5 separate regions of the Homo sapiens genome follow, and regions 1, 2, 3 and 4 are each linked to region 5. Evidence: chromatin contacts called from ENCODE Hi-C or POLR2A ChIA-PET data. All regions are on one chromosome and are shown on one strand. The core of a region is the stretch at or near the end of the contact, and the rest is flanking DNA. Distances in the headings are between cores, read along the strand shown.

Region 1 (2,835 bases), core at 1-2,500, 430 kb before region 5:
CTGCTTCCCGAGTGCTCTGATGCAGTCCGGAGACCTGTCTGTGAGAGTGGGACCCATGGTCCCCTCCCTCTGAACCCATGGCCCCCTCCCTCTGAACCAGCCCAGCTGCCCGCCCTCGCCCCTGGTGCGCCCTGTCCGAGCAGAGCTGTACCCTGTCCAGTTGTGTAGAGCTTGTGTGTACTGGTTATGGGCACACCTGTCTGTGTGCGTCCTGTGCGCACACTGCTGCCCTACGCTTTTAGCACTCATATTCTTGAACCCCCATTCAGGCATCTGTCCCTCCAGTGGGACTAGAGACCCCACCCACGCCCGCCAACATGCCTTGGACATTCTGGTGAGGGCCACATCCTTAGCTCCTGGAGAGCTAATTGACGAAATAAATAACCGCAGCTGAGCTGTCGGGAACACGTCAGTACATGAACATGGCTGTCAAGCATGTGGGTGAATTCTGTGTGTGTGATTAGTGGGGTGTGTGCACAGAGGTCACGTGTGCTCGTGTTTTGGGTGCAAGTGCATGACTGTACTCTGTGCATGCATTTCTACATGTCTGTGTGCATCTCTGGTCCTCCTGCTGTAAGACATCCTCCAGAGCCCCTACATACACCCAGGGAGAGCACCCAGGCTCCTGGGCAGAGCAAGCCGAATAGCTGGTTGCAAGCCTGGCCTGCTGCTGCACCAGGCAACCACAGTTCCCTAGCCCAGCCCCATCTCAGCACTTCTCACTGGAGTCCTGGAGCAAACACACCGCTCCGGCCTGCTACAGCCTCCTTGGAGTTCCCCTCTGCCCCATCTCCAGGCAAGCCAAGCCCCTTTCAGTTACAGAGCACTGTACCGCCCCCTCTCCCCCGGGCACTGAGCCAGGTTCTGGGGCTGCAGAGGGAAGGGAGAACCACCCTGATGTTCACAGTGGGGTGGGCGGTAAGCAAGAGTCAAGCTGGTTTCTCCGGGGAAGCGGGTGCCTATTTGAAGGCGAGTAAAGACGTAGGAGACCGAGGAAAGTGTGTGGGAGGCGTTGACCTGCCCCTTGTCCTGGCCCCGGTAGGTAGAAGACCCCTGTGAGATGCCCCTCAGCCCACCCCCACGCACAGAGGGGCCCGACCTCAGAGGACGCCCGGCAGGTTCACGGGGACTCTCCTCCGCGGAGCCGTGCCCAGGGGCGCACGGACGCCCCTCGCCCTGGCGGACAGCCTTGGTGCACGCAGGCCCGCGCGCCGCCGACACACCTCGGAGCTCCCGGAGCGCGCCCGGCACACAGGGCTCGGCGGCAGGTGCCTCGTCGCGCACACTCGCGGGCCGCGGGGACCGGCTCGGGCGCGGGGCCGGCTGGGGCGGGGCGGGGCGGCGGCGCGCGTTCCCCGCCGGCCACACCGGCCGCCCTGCACTCGGCGAGGGGCGTGTGCGCGGGCCTGGCACCCGCGGGCCCCATGTTCACCGAGCTGAGGTCCAAGCTGAGCCCCCCGCGTGGCCGCGCCGGGGCCGTGCGCGCGGGCTTCGGGGAGCGCCGGGATGTGGACGGTGAGCGGGGCTGGATTGGGGAGCGGGGATTTCTCGGGCGGGGGTCTCAGGGACCCAGAGGCACGGGGGCGGGGCGGGACCCGGCGGGCTTCGAGCGGCGGTGGCTGGGGGTATTCGGCGGATGTCTCGGCTCAACGGGGTCCCGTAGCCTTTGTCCTGCTTTAGGGGGCAGCCAGCCTCAGGCCTTGGGGGTCAGCGCGCCCTTGGCTTGGGGTGAGGGGGTGTCAAGCCGGGGCGCCTGTGTCCAGGCTGGCACTACGCTCGGGTCACCTTTTCCTGCGCACGGGGAAAACCCTCCCCCGCTTTTGCAGTGGGGCCGAAAGGGGGCCGAGGTCACATCCCGCCTCGGTGCCCCCGCCCCATTTCCTTCTGGAATCCTGACGTTGGGGCGGGAGGGACCGGACCGACAGACCGCGGGACGGACGGAACTCCCTCCGGGAGTGCAGGCAGGAAATGGGCGGAGCCTGCTTGGCCGGGGCAGGTGCCGTGCGGGCTGAGGAGTCCGACGGGTTTCCCCGGACTGCCGCGCGCTTCTGCACCAGCCCCGCCGCTCGAGGCCCTGCAAAGCCCGGCGACCACGGCGCCTGTCCGCTGGAAGGCGCGGGCTTAGAATAAGCCTTTTCCCACAGCACTAGGGGCCACCTCGGGGCGGTGGCCCACTGAGCACACCCTCTGCTGACCCCAGACCTCAAATTTGGAGTCACCCAGGGGTCCGGTTCCTGAAAGTTGCAAGAATGGGGGCGGAAGGTGTTATGTCTCCTAAGTCTTACAGGCGTGGGAGGACGGGGAAGTAGGATGTGGTTTTCACCGATACTTAGACCTCCTAGACACATCCCCAACCCCTGCCCTGGGTGTGGAGTGGGTGGCTGAGTCTGAGGCCGGGAGGGTCTCTCACTCTAGGGTGGATGGGATGAGGGCCCTAGCGTGGGAACCTCACCTGCCCTGCTGAAGGCCTGGGTGCTAGGGTGCTGTAAAGACAGGGGCAGGCCTGTGCCCACCTTCTGTCTCCCCACAGGCTCTGTTCACTTGCAGATACCATACAGAGCCTTCATTCATTCATTCATTGACAATGAATGTGGGGTGCCCCTCTGTAACCAGACCTGGATCAAGACGCCTGCCTCCCCAGACTCAGGTCAGCAGTGCCCCCAGAGATGATGACAAAGCTCAGATGAAACACTTTAATGCAGTTACTGTGGGAAGAGGGAGCACAGAGCATCACCGTGGGTCCCCAAGCAATGGCTGCACCCCACATACCTGTGCTGACCCGCCCATATCCAATGGGTACCCACCATTCACATGGCCGGTGTTGTCCCGGGCTGC
Region 2 (3,746 bases), core at 348-2,847, 510 kb before region 5:
GGTGTGTGTGAACGCAATGATGGGGGTGCTGCACCCAGCAGGAATGAGTGGGAGCCCACCCCTTCCCAGGGCAGACCCCAGTCCAGAACGCTGGTCACAGGAACCCAGACTCAACCCTGCTCAGCCCAAAAAGCTTCCCCCAAACCCCCACTGCAGTCACACAGCCCTGGGGTGGCTGCACAAATCACCCAAAGCCCATGACTCAGCCACCTTCACCGCCCTGGGCTGGCCTGGCAGACACACAGCTGGCCCTGCCCCAGGAGTTCACAGTCTGGGTGGGAAAGCACAGGTCACGTTTATTGAGCCAGCCAGGAGCTCCAAATGACCTGCGGCCAGACCCCTCCCCACCCCCCAGGAGGCAGGCAGCATCCTCTAAAGATGCTTCTGTGGGAGGGTGCAGAGGTTGCCAAGGTCATGACGCTGGAACTGGACCCCCACTGACCTGGCCCCTTCAAAGTCCTCACACACAGCCTCCTCCAAAGTCTCGCTGTGGCCGCAAGACAACAGAGGCCCAGGCCGCAGTGAACAGAGCCGGCCAGAGGCTCCAGCGCCCAGACACTCCCAGAGGAGGCTTGCCCGACCTCCTGGCTCTTATATAAGCACACCGGCTCTTTTCGGAGGGTGTCCACATAACTACCCACAACCCAAGTTGCTGCGGGCTAAGTCCTGGCTAAAGAAGGGAGAGAATTTATTAGAGAAACCTGGTTCTTGTGGGGTGGGGACAGACAGGGAAGAAAATGGGCCCACAGGCAAGACAGGTATCTGGCTGGCCTGTGAAGGAGGATGACAAGGGCTGGGAAGAGGCAGGGGAGGCACGGAAGCTCCAGAAGAAAAGGGGATCCAACCTCAGACTCCAAACTGTTGCCGGCGACAAATGCTATGGGAGACGGAGGGTGACAAACGCTGTAAGAGACGGAGCGTGGGAGAGGGCTGAGTTGGGGGGCGGGGCTCGGCCTGTGAGGATGCCCAGGCCGGGATGGAGGAAGGCAAGGGGCTGGCGCGGCCCGCAGAGGAGGCCCGAACACCCCGGGGGCTCCGAGAGGCGGGACAGGGCCAAGGAAGGAGTCGACGGGCCAGGCTGGGGGTCTGGAGTTAAGGGACAGGGAAGGGTGCGGAGCCTGTGACTGCGGGCGAGGGAGGGGTCTGAGTCCAGAGCGGGTGGCTCTCCCGGGACAAGGTCCAGGCCTGATCGCGGCCTCTGCCGGGGTTGCGGGAGTGAACGGCAGGGCTGGCCCGGGGCAGGGGTCTCGGCCACGGGTGGGGGTCTCCCCTGCGTCCCGGTTAGTCTCTGCCGGGGAGGGGTCTCGTCCTGCCCCTCAGGTCGTCTTCCGGCCCTAACGGGGGTCGGCGGGCTCGACGGGGTCTCGGCGGGGCGGGGTTCCCGGGGTCCTGGCGGCCCGCGCCCCTCACCGCGCTCTTCTTGGTCACCATCTTGTCCAGCCTCCGGGCGATCCGCGCAATCTCCTCTTCCTTGCCCATCATCGCCTCAGGAGCAGCGACCCCCGCGCCCGTCGCGCCCGCCTCCGCAGCCGGGCAGGACCCCGGCCCCGGCCGTCGCCACCTCCCACACCCGCCGCAGCCGACGCAGCCCCGCCGCGGACGACAGACCCCCGGTTCAAACCCTCGGCCCCGCGGCCGCGCGCGGCATCCTAGGATGCGTAGTCCACGCGCCCGCCTGCCGCGCCCGCCGCGCCCGCGCTCTGGACCACAACTCCCAGGCGCCACGCGGCGCGCACAGCCTCCTGGGAAGTGTAGTCCTGACCCACCGTCGCCAGTGACTCGTGATCCCACAATACCCCGCGAGGGAGGCGCCCCGGGCACGCCCCTCCCAGAGCTCAGACATCCCGGAGCGACCGGGCCCCAGGAGGCCCAGGAATCTGCTCCCTTCTCTCCTCCTGCTTCGGGCCTTGCTGTCCCGCGGCGTCCTTCGGTGGGTGGCTCAGGACCCAGTGCCCTCAGCCCTTCTCTTGGGCCCCGCTGAGCCCTGCGCGCGCCCCACTTGGCCTAGAAGGCCGTCCCCAGCCTCCCAGAGCCCAGTTTGGGTCATTCGGGCTTCTGAGTAGAGTTACTTCTTCAAGAGGCCCGCGCACACTGGGAGGCCTCTTGTGGGGCCCTGCAGGTGTGAGCGCGCGGTAGCTGGACGTGGCGTCTGGAAGGGGCCATTGCTGGGGTTCGCGAAGTGCGGGGGCCTCTGCCGAGGCTGCGTGGGCAAGGCCCCTGCCTGCAAAGTCAGCTACCAGGGAGCAGATTCTGGGCTCTGCACGTTGACCACTGTGTCTCAGTCTCCCCACCTGTGAAACTGGAGTTAAGTGTCCGCCTCACAGGGCTCCCGTCAAGATGATGTCAGCTGATTCACATCACATGCCTGAGAACAGAGAGGGGATGGAGCATGACAATTAGTGTTCATTGACATTGTTGTTGGAGGTCCCTAGGTAGGGCCAGACTGCAGGCAGCCAGAGAGATGGCCCAGGCCTAGGGAGGGTTGAGGACGGGGACAGGTGCAGGGCCAGCATCCCCACCACTGCCTGGCAGCTCCCCAGTAATGCAGATGCTGGGTGGTTTCCTGGAGAGGGCACAATCCTGGGGGAGGGTGTGGATCAAGGAGCCTGTAGTCATTCAAGTTCAGGCCAACGAACTATGAGGCCAGGTGGCAGGTGGAATGGGCTGAGCATTTCTTGGGCTGTCTGTGGCACTAATCACATATAACTGAGCTTCCCCGCAGCCAAAATGAAAAGGAAAATATGGTCAGTTAAGAGACTCATCTTAGCCGGGCAATAGTGGCTCATGCCTGTAATCCCAGCGCTTTGGGAGGCCCAGGCGGGTGGATCACCTGAGGTCAGGAGTTCGAGACCAGCCTGGCCAATATGGTGAAACCCCGTCTCTACAAAGAATACAAAAACTAGCCAGGTGTGGTGCCGGGCACCTGTAATCTCAGCTACTTGGGAGGCTAAGGCAGGAGAATTGCTGGAACCCGGAAGGCGGAGGTTGCAGTGAGCCAAGATAGCACCATTGCACTCCAGCCCTGGCCAACAACAGCGAGACTCCGTCTCAAAAGAAAAAAAAAGAGAGAGAGAGACTCATCTTGGTTGGGCACAGTAGCTCACCCCTGTAATCCCACCACTTTGGGAGGCTGAGGTGGGCGGATTATCTGAGGTCAGGAGTTCCAGACCAGCCTGGCCAACATGGTGAAACCCTGTCTCTGCTAGAAATACAAAAATTAGACCGGGCATGGTGGCTCATGCCTGTAATCCCAGCACTTTGGGAGGCCAAGGCAGACGGATCACGAGGTCAGGAGATCGAGACCATACTGGCTAACACGGTGAAACCCCATCTCTACTAAAAATACAAAAAATTAGCCGGGCGTGGTGGCGGACGCCTGTAGTCCCAGCTACTCCGCAGGCTGAGGCAGAAGAATGGCATGAACCCAGGAGGCGGAGCTTGCAGTGAGCGGCGATCATGCCACTGCACTCCAGCCTGGGCAACAGAGCAAGACTCCATCTCAAAAACAAACAACAACAAAAAAAAAATTAGCCGGGCGTGGTGGCACATGCCTGTAATCCCAGCTACTTGTGAGGCTGAGGCAGGAGAATCACTTGAACCCAGGAGGCGGAGGTTGCAGTGAGCCCAGATTGTGCCACTGCACTCCAGCCTGGGTGACAGAGTGAGACTGTCTCCAAAAAAAAAAAAAAAAAAAAAAAGACTCAGGCTGGGCGCGGTGGCTCATGCTTGTAATCCTAGCACTTTGG
Region 3 (4,264 bases), core at 980-3,479, 480 kb before region 5:
CGGTGCGCACAGCCACGGTCCAAGCAGCTCTCTCCAGGGCCCCGCGGCGGCCCCCGGCCACCGCCCCGCGCAGGGTCCGACCCAGGGACGAGATGGACAGGAGGATACTGTGCTCCTGGGGAGGGAAGGGAGGAAGGCGGGGTGGGGGTGGGGGGAAACTGAGAGAGGAGCAGGCCGGCGAGCTTGGGTAGGGGCGCCTCCTCCATACCTTCTGGGCGCCACAGGAGGCCCGAGGCCGTCCCCGCCGTCCCGAGCTCCCGGGTCTAGTCAGGTTTTTCTGTATGAAATGAAAGTGTCTGGAGCCTGGCCTGGTCTTTTCGGCCCCCGCCCCGCCCCACTTCACGGCGGCCTGCAGATCCTCGAAGATGATGGCGCGATAGTGGCGGAGCACGTCGGGGACGCTGCAGGCCGGGGAATAGGCGCGGCTTGGCGCGGTCCCCAGCAGCGCCAGCAGGAGCGCCCAGAGTGCAGGCTTAGGGGGTACCTGGAGGAGACAGCAGGTTGGGGTTAGGCCTGGGGGGTGTTCCCAGCACAGGGAGCAGCCAGCCCACCTGCACTTTGTTTCCGTAGAAGCCCCACCCCCTGCCCCACCCCACGGGATCTCTGAGCGAATGAAATGGACGTGTCACCAATCAAGAAAGGCTGTAGGCACAGGCCTGGCGGGATAAATCAGGAGACACAAGAGATAGGTCTGCAAACCAGACAGTTCTATGCTCCCTGCAAAGATGTGAAAGGGGTGAGTGATGTCGGCTGGGAGGCGATGTCACTGAGTCCTGAAGAACCCATCAGGAGATAGAGGGGGCAGGCCCAGAGTCAGGAGAGCCTGGCTCTGTGGTCCACGTGGGAGTGGGGCCAGCAAGGGGTGGAGCACCCTCAGGACCGCACAGAGCAGGGCCCCCCACCAGCCCCGTACAGCTCTAGTGGGGCTGGTCTGCAGGCTCTTGGGGGTACAGTAGGAAGTTGTCCCAGTACAGCCTGTCTCACTCATGGCCATGCCCATTCAACTCCACACCTCCCATACTGGCGCCCTCTGGGTTAGCTCACAGAGACGTGGGAACTGGGGACTCCTTGTACCCCCAACCCAACTGGGGCAGGGGCTCAGAGCTCCAAGCCACACCCTATTGGAAGGGGAAAGCTAGGGGGACACCCAGAAGCTATAGAGGAGGAAGGAGCCACCACATCCAGCCCCAACCAACAGTCGCAAAAGGCCCCTCTGCCTGTACCAGCCGCCCCACGCCATCCCTCCGGGCAGCCTGTGCCACAGGCCTCCCCCGACCCAAAATGGAGGGCCTGCGCCCGCAGGGATAAAGCCCAAACATCAAGGAGACAGCTGACGGCCCCCAGGTTCCCAGCCACCCAAAAGGGGCCAGCCCCAACCCTTCCCCTGGGCCCCCAGGATGGAGTCAGACAGCAGATCTAGGGCTGGAAATTAATCATGCGAACCCAACCAAGATAAGAGGACTCGACTCGGCTTCCTAGCCCTGTCAGGGGAGCCTGAACAAGCAGCACCCCAACCCTTGCATAGAGCTGGGGGCCTGGTGGGCGGTGGCAGCTCCTGCTCAGAGCACAAAGCAGCAATGGCTGGAAGAGCAGATGGCTTGCTGTGGCCCCTTCCTGAAACCTGACCCCCCCAACCACACACGCCACAGCCAACTTGGTGGGCTCAGAATTGCCACGTCATTCCCTCTGCCTGCTCTGGGTCAGAGGTCATAGCGAGAACCAGAGCCTGACTCCTGAGCAGGCCAGCTGGAGCTGCAAGGATGTCCAGCACCTGCTGTGTCCCACCCAGGTGGGGCAGACTGGCTGCCCTGGGAGTCCCAACTGGCCTGTTAGTACCACTTCCAGGCTCAAGCCTCAGCCCAGCTTAGAACAGGGTTGCCCGGCACCCAGGAGCCCCCCTCCCCCAACTGCCAGAAGCCAGGGCACATGCACCCAGTGCCACCCACAGGGACGCAGTGACCAGAGCCAACCGGAGATTTCCTGGTGGGGCTCAGGGGAACAAGCAGTGTCTCCTGAGCTGTGTGTACCCCCAGCCCCTCCACCCAAGTAAGCCCCCTCCCTAGAGGAGGCCCACAGCTGCTCACCATGGGCCTTTCAGGGTCTTGCCCTCCCTCACTCCCGCCAGCAGGCCACGCACATGATCCTGGGGTCCTTGGGCAGGGTGTGCACTGCCGCACCAGGTCCAACACCAGCCAACCGCTTCCCTGGACAGGCTGCCTGGAGGACTGCAGAGGGGCAGGCCAGGCGGAGGCTTTTGAAGTTGGCTCCTCCAAGCTGAGGGAGGGAGCAGGAGAGGGAAGGAAAGGCCACGCAATCCCAGCCCTGCCCCCTCCCTCTCTCCACTCCCTATCACTTCAATTAACCTGGCCCTGGAGCTGGGCAGCCACCTCTCCCAGGGGATCCAGGGCTACTGTGGGTCTTGGATTAACTTGTCCGTCCCAGAGATACTGTTCTGTCAAGGAGGGGTGAGGCGCCGCGTGGGCTGGGGCAGTGCAGGGCCCAGCTGGTGGGGGAGGGGAGCCAGGTGAGACTGGGGCCGACTCTGTGGCCAGCAAGTGCTGCCTCTCCCAGGGATCTGGCTGATGGGCAGAGCTGGTGGGAGGCCCTCATCCCCTCCCCAGCTGCCGGACCTGCAGCCTGACATCCAGGGGGCCCTGCCCCAGCAGGTCCCAAGACATGGGGCTTCCCGGGCCCCCGCTGCTGGCCCGGCCTCACTCCTCCTGGGCTGAGGGGTCTCTGGCTGAAGAGGTAAGTCTGAGGCTGTTACTCTGCTGCCTGCCGTAAAGATACCCAGGAGCAGGGTGGGCTCCCCCGATCCTTGGCTGCTGTCGCTTCTGCTGTGGTCTGGGGCACTCTGGTTAGCAGCCTGACAGGCAGTGGTGAAGAGGCACCTCAGAACACGAGCAACCTCTGAGGCACAACTCATCTTTGCAGGCTGAAAAAATTTCAGTTGAAGACAAGTTAAGGTAGTTTCCCAGGGGGAAAAGTCAGTGACTCACAATAGTCAAGAACAGACCACACAGGTGACAGGAGTCCCCTAGGATTGTAACACTGCATCTTTACGTTTTTGCCTTTTCCGTGTTTGGATGTGATTAAATGCTGTGACAGGCTGTGCAGGTCTGCAGCCCAGGAGCCCCAGGCTCTGGCACCCGGGCACACAGCCTGGGGGTGCAGGAGGCCGTGCCTGCCAGCCTTGTGTAAATGCACTCTTTAATGTTTGCAAGACGACATCACCTAACGAGGTTTTTCTCAGAATGTATCCGCACTGTTAAGTGGCGCACAACTGTGGTTTGGCCAACTCAAAGCATTTGAGAAAACCCCACACAGGCAAGAAAGAGGAGACACTCACACATGGACAATGTAAGCGCTCCGGAACTTTCCAAGGGCCCTGCAGGAAGTATCCCCTGAACATGGCCTGAAACATTCTTTTCTGTGTGACCCCTCAATGCCCACCCAGCACTGGCCATTTCAGCTCTGAGGTCAGAGAAGGGCTTCCTTCCTACGCCTCGGTTTCCACATCTGTACAGGGCCAGGCTGGCTCACAAACTTCCTGGGCCTCGGTTTCCACATCTGTACAGGGCCGGGCTGGCTCACAAACTTCCTGGGCCTCGGTTTCCACACCTGTACAGGGCCGGGCTGGCTCACAAACTTCCTGGGCCTCGGTTTCCACATCTGTACAGGGCCGGGCTGACTTCACAAACTCCAAAAAGCTGCAGGACTCTCTTCATCTTCAGAATAAATGTTGAGGGCTCCCTCATGCTTCCGTCTCTCCATGAGGGATCAAAGGAAACTCCTCCACAAGTTCCAGTGAAAACACTCATGAAGCTCCTGCAGCTGCTCCTCAGGACGGGGCGAGAGGAAGGACTTCCACATTCCAACGATTTGAGCTGGACCCCAGGTTGCCTGCCCAGCAGAGACCAACCAGCAGTTCCTGACCCCATACAGGGGTGGCAGGTCCCTTGCCCGGGATTGACCATGTCCTCAAGGTCCCCAGAACCACAGGGAAGGGGGACCCACACCCACATTCTGGTCTACCAGGACCGCCCCACGTGCAGGCAGGGATCTCCCACCCCAGCCATTCTCACTCGTCAGGAGCAGGGCAGGCAGACCACAAGGCCTAGCACAGGCCCCCATGTGCAGGTGGGCAGAGCTGTGGGTCAGTGACTGACCACCACCACAGGCCCTGCCATCGGTACCACAAGACAGGCCGGGACCCTCCAGGGCTCCCCTCTCACAAGGAACATCCAGGGACAGCTGCTCTCCA
Region 4 (4,374 bases), core at 710-3,209, 310 kb before region 5:
TAATCCCAGCACTTTTGGAGGCCAAGGCGGGCAGATCACCTGAGGTCAGAAGTTCGAGACCAGCTTGACCAACATGGAGAAACCTCCATCTCTACTAAAAATACAAAATTAGCCGGGCATGGTGGCGCACGCCTGTAATGCCAGCTACACGGGAGGCTGAGGCAGGAGAATCGCTTGAACCCAGAAGGCAGAGGTTGCGGGAAGCCATGATCGCGCCATTGTACTGCAGCGTGGGCAACAAGAGCGAAAATCCGTCTCAAAAAAAAAAAAAAAAGTAGAAAGACCAATTAACCTGGCATGGTGCGCCTGTAGTCTTATAGTCCCAGCTACCTGGGAGGCTGACGCAGGAAGATCGCTTGAGCCCAGGAGTTGAAGATTGCAGTAAGCTATGATTGCACCACTGCACTCCAGCCTGGGAGACAGAGGGAGACGCTGTCCCCAAAAAAAAAATTAAAAAAAAAAAAAAAAAAGGCCAGGCGCGGTGGCTCACGCCTGTAATCCCAGCACTTTGGGAGGCCGAGGTAAGCAGATCACGAGGTCAGGGTATCAAGACCGTCATGGCTAACAGTGAAACCCCGTCTCTACTAAAGATACAAAAAATTAGCCGGGCATGATGGCGGGCGCCTGTAGTCCCAGCTAGTTGGGAGGCTGAAGCAGGAGAATGGCAGTGAACCCGGGAGGCGGAGCTTGCAGTGAGCCGAGATCTAGCCACTGCGCTCCAGCCTGGGCGACAGAGTGAGACTCCATCTCAAAAAAACAAAAACAAACAAACAAAAAACACCCTCCAGAATAATGCAGCACCTAGGAATTATAAAGCTTAATATGTAGCCGGGCACAGTGGCTCACGCCTGTAATCCCAGCACTTTGGGAGGCTGAGGCGGGCGGATCACAAGGTCAAGAGATCGAGACCATCCTGGGCAACATGGTGAAACCCTGCCTCTACTAAAAATACAAAAATTAGCTGGGCCTGGTGGCGCGTGCCTGTAGTCCCAGCTACTCAGGAGGCTGAGGCAGCAGAATCGCTTGAACCCGGGAGGTCGAGGTTGCAATGAGCTGAGATCGCGCCACTGCACTCCAGCCTGGCGTCAGAGCAAGACTCCGTCTCAAAAAAATAAAGAAAGAAAGAAAGAAAGAAAGAAATTTAGCATCCCTCTCTAGAGCCCCAAAATGCAAGGCAGACTTTTATCATCTTCTCAAGATTTTAATCTCCTGGGCTCGCTCCACGCCCCTCAGTGGCCATCTCATACTGCTCTGGGGAGACTGTTCTGGAAACAGGCCTGGTATGCTGGGTGTGCCCCTGACTCACTCCACCCCCTCTCCATGAGGCAACCCCTAAGCAGGCTGAGCTCCGAGCAGAGTTGCTGCCCAAGGGGAGCTCTGCTGAACGCGAAGACCCCTTCTCTGCTCGGGAGCCGCCCTCAACACCTCGGACTGGGTCCAGGGCCAGACAGCGTGAACCCGAGGGCCCCGCGCAGGGACCGGGGGGTGGCAGAGCAAGCAAGAGCAGGGCACGGGGTGGGCGGCATAAGCGAGACCTGCTGGGAGCGACAGAACCCAAACTACGGGAGCAACGGCGGGCGCCAGGGAACCACACCTCGGAACGGTCCCAGGGGAGACCAGGAGGGCGGCTGGAGAGAGCCCAGGAAGCGGTCTGGGCCGCGGGCAAAAAACACACCACGACCATCATAAGCTTCGAGGTCAGTGGCCCCGGGAGCTGAAGAGGGGCCGCGGGGTGGGTGAACCGAGACCGAGAGGACAGAGAGTCGCAGACGCGACCCCGGGAGACGGAGAACAACGGGCAGCCTGGGCCCATCTGCGGCGAAGGGGCCGGGCCCGGCAGGTACCTTGGCCGGCGGAGTCCATGTTCGGGCGGCGTCCGGACCGCTGTCGCGGGCGCTATGGGAGCCGAGCGGGCGGCGCCGGGAGAAGCTCGCCGCGTACACACTAGCCAGCGGAACTGCCTCAGCTCCGCGGCGTTTCGTAATCCGCGATGCGACGGCTACTTCCGCCCGGGCACGTGCTCCGCCTTCTTCCCGCCCCCACCAGTGATATCCAATGAGAGTGCCGCTTGGCCCGTCCTGGTTTACCCGACTCAACCTGATAGGCCGAAACTGCGGGCGAACCAGGAAAGGGAGGCGTGGTTCGGCGGGAATCCATTCCAGGTTGACTCCACCAGCGAGAATCACAGGTAGAACGGTCAGAGTAGCGGGAGGACTGGGAAGGTGGGAAGTGGGAGGACCGTCCAACATGGCGCTGTGGAAAGCCAGCGCAGGGCCCCAGGGGATCTTCCGGGGCGGATGCAGCTGCCTAGGAGTGCTGGGGCTCGCGCGCCTCGGCGGCTCAAACTCTGACCCCTTGAGATCCTTTCCAGCCCGACCCCTTACTTTAGGGGTCAGCCTGCCCCCGTAAGTCCTGTTATTTATTGTATTTATATTCTTTTTTTAGTTGGTCCTTTTTTGTTTGTTTTTGAGACGGAGTTTCACTCTTGTTGCCCAGGCTGGAGTGCCATGGCGCGATCTCAGCTCACTCCAATCTCTGCCCTCCGGGTTCAAGCGATTCTCCAGCCTCAGCCTCCCGAGTAGCTGGAATTACAGGCGCGCGCCAACACGTCCGGCTAATTTTCGTATTTGTAGTAGAGACGGGGGTTTCGCCACCTTGGCCAGGCTGGTCTAGAACTCCTGACCTTAGGTGATCCACCCGCCTCGGCCTCCTAAAGTGCTGGGATTACAGGCGTGAGCCACCGCCCCTCACGCCTGGCTAGTTTGTCCTTTTCATGGGGACTTTTTATTGTACGCGGGTTACTCTGAAAAAGATCGCGATTCGTCCCCTCGCCCTGCAGGCGCCGCTGCCGCCTCGCCTCGGGCGTGGACCCTGCGGCTCGGGCCTGCGCGTGTGCACCCCGAGGTTGTCTCACTTCCTGTTCAGGGCGACCAGCGCTGCGCCCTCCCCACTCCACAGATGAGGAAGCTGAGGTTAAAGTCACTTGCCCCAGGTCACTCCGCAAGTTGAAGCGCAACCAGGATACTCTGGAACAGGATGCCTGACTTCAGAGGAGAGGCGCGTAACCACCAGGCAACTGGCCCCACGAAAACAAGTCCCGCAACTTCCCTTCTTTGGCTCCTACTTGCTCCCGGAAGAAAAGCCTTAAACGGTATTCAAGCCCTTTAGGATCTGATGTCCTAGGACTCCACTCTGGGCTTCCAGCCTGGGGTGGTACTGGTCCCTAGGCATGGAAGCTCCTCCCACTGCCCCTTCCTTCACCCGGCCACCTCCTCCCACAGGTGTCTTCCTGGTACTCTTGCACAGGCCCGAGTCCCTTACCACCACGGCCTTAGCCTGCTCTCGTGCTCTCAGTAATGTTTTCTCCATTTGCTGCCTTTCATTCTTTCCAGAGATTCTTGCTCAACCCAACCAGGCCAGCCCGGGGACTAGGGACATGTAGGGACAATAGTCCCTGCTTCAGGCAGTTCAGGGCAGACCACAGAGATGTGACATTACAGACCATTGTGAGCAGAGGCCTTGTCCCATTCTGTGTTGCATCCCTAAGCCAGGAACAAAGTCCAGCCCAGGCCTGGCTCCAGGGGACACGCAGTAGTATCCTCTGGCCTGTGCAAGTGTATCTGTAGCCTCACATGCCACCATGTGAGTCTGCAATCTGTCTGTGAATGCCCTGGTGTAGAAGCCAGGAGTTTGGAGGTGGGAGGGAGCCCTACAGAATGATAGCCAGTGCTAACTCCTGGGAATGTCCAGCCACTAAGACCTGCCCACAGCCCTGCCATGCCAATGTCCTCCTTTTCACGGGAGCAGCTTGCACAGACTTTCAGCGCACAGCTGGCATTGTCTTCCCAGGAGCCATCCTGTAACCCAGGCCAGGTGAAGGGCTCCTCCCTGGGACCCCACAGCCCCGTTCCCATCATCCTTTTGTGGTGATCAAGGCACCCATCACACAGTATTGCCATAAACCGGGTCAGGTTAACCTTTCATTCCCTTAGGAGCTGGGTGGGGGCAGCCAAAAGTATTTGTAGGAGGAAGAGAGAAAGGAGGGGACAGAGCTAGGAAGAATGGGAGGACGGTCAGAACGCCCCTGTGAAGGAAGGAGAGCACCAAGTCCCCGTGTTCTGCCTACCCTCCCCCAGACAGCAGATCAGGAGCACCCCGCGCGCCCCCCCCCGCCCCGCCCCGCGTCGGCGCCGGCCCCCTGCAATGGTTGGCGGTATGGGGAGGTGAACCAAGAAGGCCAGGAGTTCAAGTGCGTGATCCCCCACTGGGGCATATAGGTTACAGCCGCCAGGGCAACTGAAACTCCTCAGGCTCCAGAGGGCTGAAGTGAGTCGCCTCCACGTTCTTGAGGTGCTTCCGAGCCAGGAACAGTGC
Region 5 (4,025 bases), core at 286-2,785:
CAGGCCCAGGCCTGCCACATGGGTGCTCATTATCCGGGAGCTGGGGGGAGGGCTGGGTGTCAGCTGCCAGGCAGGCTGGCCTCCCCTGGGCTGTGGCATGTTCGGGGGATGGATTCAGCCCACTGACCCCATGCTGGACCTCTGTCCTTCTTCGGGGGCACAACTCGATGGGAAGAGGCTGCCTGGAGGGCTGGATGGGCAGCCTACAGATCTGGACACAGTTTATACTGAGGGGCAAAAACCTCTACTGACAACCAGTGGCCTGTGGGACAGGACAGGGAAGAACTAGGACTGCGGACTTCTGGCCAGAACCGCCTGACCTGTGGCCTTGCAAGGGCCCCAGTTCCTAACCCTGCTGCTGAAAGGGGTTGCTGGCACCCCTCGGGGCCGTGGAGAGGGGACGGCGTGGTCCTAAGCAGCACAGGATCCCCCTCGGGGACATTCGCGGGCCATCCTCCCGCTCCGGTTCTCCCTGGGGACGCTCCACGCCTCACCGCAGTTGTAGGGCACAGAGACAGGCCTCACCAAAGACGAGGCCAGCTGGCTGGTCAGCATGGGAGGAGGGCGCCCAGGCCTGGGCCCGGAGGAGCAGCCCTCCTCCCACGCTGTGGGCCCTCGCTGTGGACCCGGGATCCTGTCCCTGGTGAGCTCATGGACTCCACAAGTGACACTCCATTTCCCAGATGGAGCCTGAGGCTAAGAAGCTTGGTTCTTGTTCTCATCCAGGGCTTGAGCCCAGTGCTGAGCCGAGTCTGACCCTCTGTCCGTGGGTGCACCGGCTGAGTGCAGCTGTGGCCCCAGGCTCTGCCGCAGCTCCCTGGAGAGCAAGCCGCACCCCTGGTTGCTGCCCCGGCTCCCAGCAACCCTGGAGATCTCAGGTTGTCACAGCCACTTGGGCCTTGGACGACCCACAAATGAGAGCTAAGCAGTTGCTGAGTTCCCCAGGGCCACACAGGTACGTGGTGAAGTCATATCTGCCCGGGAAGGGTTGCCCTTTTGGGCGTGAGGCAGATATGACTTCACGAGCGCACTCCTCGGGAATCCCTCGAGAACAGGCCCCTGGGGGCAGCAGGGAGTGTGTCTGGGGTGAGGTGCCAGCTGAGAGCAGGACCCCAGGACCCCAGGCCTAAGCCCTGCTCTTGCTGGAGGCTGGGGCGGATTTCACCGCTGGAGGGAAACCGTGCCTCTGTGACGTGTGAGGGATGTTTTCTAGTCTCCAGCAGCTGCCCAGGTGGAACACCCAGAGAGGCTGGTCGTGAACCCGGAAAGGTGGTTCTGAGCCCCTCGCTGCTTCCTACACGCCCCGGTCCCAGGCCCGCTTCCCTGAGACCACCAGGTGCCCGCACTCTACCCCCTCCACCACACTCCCCTTGGCTCCCCTGGCCCGGGCCCACCTCCCCGGCCGCTCTGCCTGCCCCTTACCTTCTCGAGACCCCCAGCCCTCCTCTCCCGGCCCCCGCCGCCGCCCCAGGACCGCGCCCACTTGCCCTGCCTCTGAAGCGGAGCCGCGCGCGGACTTCCCAGAGCCCAGCCTCCCTCCGCACTCCGCGGGTTGCCCTGGGGACCAGCGGCCTTTGTGACGCTGCGGCCCGGGGGCGGGGCGGGGGTGGGGACCCGGGACCCCGAGCCGAGTAATCTTCCATCCGCTTCGCTTCCTGGAGAGCCCCAGACTTCTGGGGGCCCGCGTCCCCGACTGAGGGGCCACGGCGGGTGGCTGGTCCAAGAGCCAGGCTCCAAGGGGGGTTCCCGTCCCGGAGCCCTTCCGCGGGCGCACCACTCCCCACGCACCCCCGGCTTCGGGCGGGGCGCAGGAGCCTCGGGTGACTGGGAGGGAGTTCCTGCTCAACCCCCCAGTCCGAGCGCACTCCTCGGGAATCCCTCGGAGGAATTTGGGAGAGAGGCAGTGGCCGGTGACCAGGCGGATGGACCACCCAGCGCCTGGACAGAGGAGAGGGGCGGCTTCCCCCGCCGCGGGCTCTGCCCAGCAAGGCCCCGCCCATTACAGATGCCACCCATTACAGGCTCCTCCCACCGCAGGCTCCCCCCACCGCAGGCTCCTCAACCACAGGCTCCTCCCACCATGGGCTCCCCCCTCCCCCGCAACGGCCCCTCCCATCATAGGCTCCTCCCACCGCGGGCTCCCCCCACCACGGCCCCTCCCACCACAGGCTCCTCCCAGAGCAGGCTCCTCCCACCGCGGGCTCCCCTACTACGGCCCCTCCCACCACAGGGTCTTCCCACCACAGGCTCCTCCCAGCGCAGGCTCCTCCCACCGCGGGCTCCCCCCACCACGGCCCCTCCCATCATAGGCTCCTCCCACTACAGGCTCCTCCCACTACAGGCTCCTCCCACCATGGGCTCCTTCCACCTGGGGCTGCCCAAGCTCAGGCACCGACCTGACTCTGGATAAATGGGGTCTCCATAGCTCCAGGGAGCCCCGCAGGGGAGCTCTGAGGCCATCTGGTCCCGTCTGTATCTGTTCAGTTGGGCTCAGGGCCTCTGGGATCCCCCCGTTCCCCCACAGCACACCCCAGCTAGCTGGGGGTCTCCTGGGGTCACAATCTTAGACACCCCAAGGTGCCCCTCCTTCACCTTCAGGAAGATGCTGGAGGAAGACACCCTTTCCATCCTCCTCATCTCCACCCCCACGGAGGTCAGTGCTGGGGCCTCTTCCAGGATGGGCGTCTTTGAGCCCCTACCAGGCTGTTCTGTAACTTGAGCCTCCCCCCTCCTCCCGGTGACCCCACCCTGGAAGAGCTTTCCCTTGGTGCATGGAGGCCCCAGGGGTTAGGCCTGGCAGGAAGTGGGTGGATGTGGGTGGTTTTTTTTTTGAGATAGCGTCTTGCTCTGTCACCCATGCGGCAGTCTTCACCCCCGGGGCTCAAGTGATCCTCCCACCTGGGTCTTTCTGATCCTTCCGGATTACAGGTGTGAGCCTTGCACCCAGTCCTGTTGGGTGCTGTTTCTGCCCTGCCCTCCCTGCCTGGGCTGGAACTCAATAAATGCCAGCTATTGTTATTGTTATTTAGGGCTCCAGGGGACAAAGCCGGGGTTGTTTGGAGAAGGGGGTGCTGTCTGACGCGGAGGGTTGGGAAGCAGTAGGAGTTAGACCCCTTACCCCCGGCCCTGCAGCCCACTGACGGAGAAGCGGGGTGGGGGCAGAGCAGCCTCCCCTTCTCTTTTGGGGCCAGGCAGGTCCTGGATGTCTCCCCTCTCCTGGGCTCCACCCTACCCCCTTTCTTTCAATTTCTGATTTCTAATCTAATTTTTTAAAGTTAAACTTTTGGCCAGGCTCGGTGGCGCAGGCCCATAACCTCAGCACTTTGAGAGGCCAAGGTGAGAGGATCCCTTGAGGCCAGAAGTTTGAGACCAGCCTCGGCAACACAGGGAGACCCCTGTCTCTACAAATAATTTGAAAAATTAGCTGGGTGTGGTGGTGTGCACCTGTGGTCTCAGCTACTTGGAAAGCTGAGGCCGGAGGATCACCTGAGCCTGGGAGGATGAGGCTGCAGTGAGCCAAGATGGTGCCACTGCACTCCAGCCTGGGTGACAGAGGGAGACCCTGTGTCTCTAAAAAGAATAATAATGGCTGGGCGCAGTGGCTCACGCCTATAATCCCAGCACTTCGGGAGGCTGAGGCAAGCAGATCACCTGAGGTCAGGAGTTCAAGACCAGCCTGGCCAACATAGTAAGACCCAGTCTCTACTAACAATACAAAAATTAGCTGGACGTGATCGAGACCATGGTGAAACCCCGTCTCTACTAAAAATACAAAACACTAGCTGGGAGTGGTGGCAGGCGCCTGTAGTCCCAGCTACTCGGGAGACTGAGGCAGGAGAATGGCGTGAACCTGGAAGGTGGAGCTTGCAGTGAGCCGAGATCACGCCACTGCACTCCAGCCTGGGCGACAGAGCGAGACTCTGTCTCAAAAAAAAAAAAAAAATTAGCTGGACGTGGTGGTGGGCGCCTGTAGTCCCAGCTACTCAGGAGGCTGAGGCAGGAGAATCGCTTGAACCCAGGAGGTG

The links. Hi-C counts contacts between places; a loop is a spot of excess contacts on that map. ChIA-PET counts read pairs that join two places held with the same protein, here RNA polymerase II (POLR2A). Pooled maps may share reads with other maps.
Region 1: a pooled map shows a loop between it and region 5 (8-fold over the local background). The contact joins the promoter of SAMD10 here to the promoter of FNDC11 in region 5. A Hi-C loop is called at or near these places in 9 of 168 maps with a recorded cell type or tissue (HAP-1, body of pancreas, chondrocyte and 6 more), 6 of 37 single-sample maps with no recorded cell type and 11 of 50 pooled maps. POLR2A ChIA-PET finds 5 or more read pairs at or near these places in 5 of 52 experiments (AG04450, H1, PC-9 and 2 more).
Region 2: a pooled map shows a loop between it and region 5 (9-fold over the local background). The contact joins the promoter of TCEA2 here to the promoter of FNDC11 in region 5. A Hi-C loop is called at or near these places in 7 of 37 single-sample maps with no recorded cell type and 12 of 50 pooled maps. POLR2A ChIA-PET finds 5 or more read pairs at or near these places in 5 of 52 experiments (Caco-2, GM10248, MCF 10A and 2 more).
Region 3: a loop to region 5 is called in a pooled map, with 3 times the contacts of the local background. The contact joins the promoter of C20orf204 here to the promoter of FNDC11 in region 5. A Hi-C loop is called at or near these places in 1 of 37 single-sample maps with no recorded cell type and 3 of 50 pooled maps. POLR2A ChIA-PET finds 5 or more read pairs at or near these places in 3 of 52 experiments (MCF 10A, PC-9 and activated CD4-positive, alpha-beta memory T cell).
Region 4: a loop to region 5 is called in a map of CD4-positive, alpha-beta T cell, with 17 times the contacts of the local background. The contact joins the promoter of TPD52L2 here to the promoter of FNDC11 in region 5. A Hi-C loop is called at or near these places in 8 of 168 maps with a recorded cell type or tissue (B cell, CD4-positive, alpha-beta T cell, GM11168 and 4 more), 14 of 37 single-sample maps with no recorded cell type and 17 of 50 pooled maps. POLR2A ChIA-PET finds 5 or more read pairs at or near these places in 9 of 52 experiments (CD4-positive, alpha-beta memory T cell, H1, HCT116 and 5 more).

The regions. Positions count from the first base shown.
Region 1 is chr20:63,978,057-63,980,891 of GRCh38, reverse strand. It overlaps SAMD10 (sterile alpha motif domain containing 10), which reads left to right and starts at 1,250. Exons shown (of 5, transcript NM_080621.5): 1 at 1,250-1,515. The coding sequence starts at 1,425. RefSeq lists enhancers at 646-705, 1,301-1,816, 1,802-2,096 and a silencer at 1,136-1,455.
Region 2 is chr20:64,061,049-64,064,794 of GRCh38, reverse strand. It overlaps TCEA2 (transcription elongation factor A2), which reads right to left and starts at 1,597. Exons shown (of 10, transcript NM_003195.6): 1 at 1,411-1,597. The coding sequence starts at 1,482. RefSeq lists a silencer at 1,337-1,696 and enhancers at 2,027-2,076, 2,087-2,216.
Region 3 is chr20:64,034,147-64,038,410 of GRCh38, reverse strand. C20orf204 (chromosome 20 open reading frame 204) reads right to left here and starts at 2,229. Exons shown (of 4, transcript NM_001387010.1): 1 at 2,085-2,229; 2 at 209-484; 3 at 1-115. The coding sequence starts at 2,087. RefSeq lists a silencer at 47-116 and enhancers at 762-1,355, 1,787-1,886, 1,356-1,949, 2,837-3,066.
Region 4 is chr20:63,862,855-63,867,228 of GRCh38, reverse strand. It overlaps TPD52L2 (TPD52 like 2), which reads right to left and starts at 1,959. Exons shown (of 7, transcript NM_003288.4): 1 at 1,845-1,959. The coding sequence starts at 1,863. ABHD16B-AS1 (ABHD16B antisense RNA 1) reads left to right here and starts at 2,156. Exons shown (of 2, transcript NR_165314.1): 1 at 2,156-2,405; 2 at 2,959-4,374. It overlaps ABHD16B (abhydrolase domain containing 16B), which reads right to left. Exons shown (of 1, transcript NM_080622.4): 1 at 4,241-4,374. The coding sequence ends at 4,279. RefSeq lists enhancers at 508-1,227, 1,949-2,669, 1,709-2,908, 3,002-3,231 and a silencer at 2,492-2,541.
Region 5 is chr20:63,551,669-63,555,693 of GRCh38, reverse strand. It overlaps FNDC11 (fibronectin type III domain containing 11), which reads right to left and starts at 1,535. Exons shown (of 2, transcript NM_001319152.2): 1 at 1,488-1,535; 2 at 1-40. The coding sequence starts at 30. RefSeq lists silencers at 1,444-1,693, 1,964-2,103, 2,124-2,273, 2,294-2,353 and enhancers at 2,044-2,338, 2,634-2,723.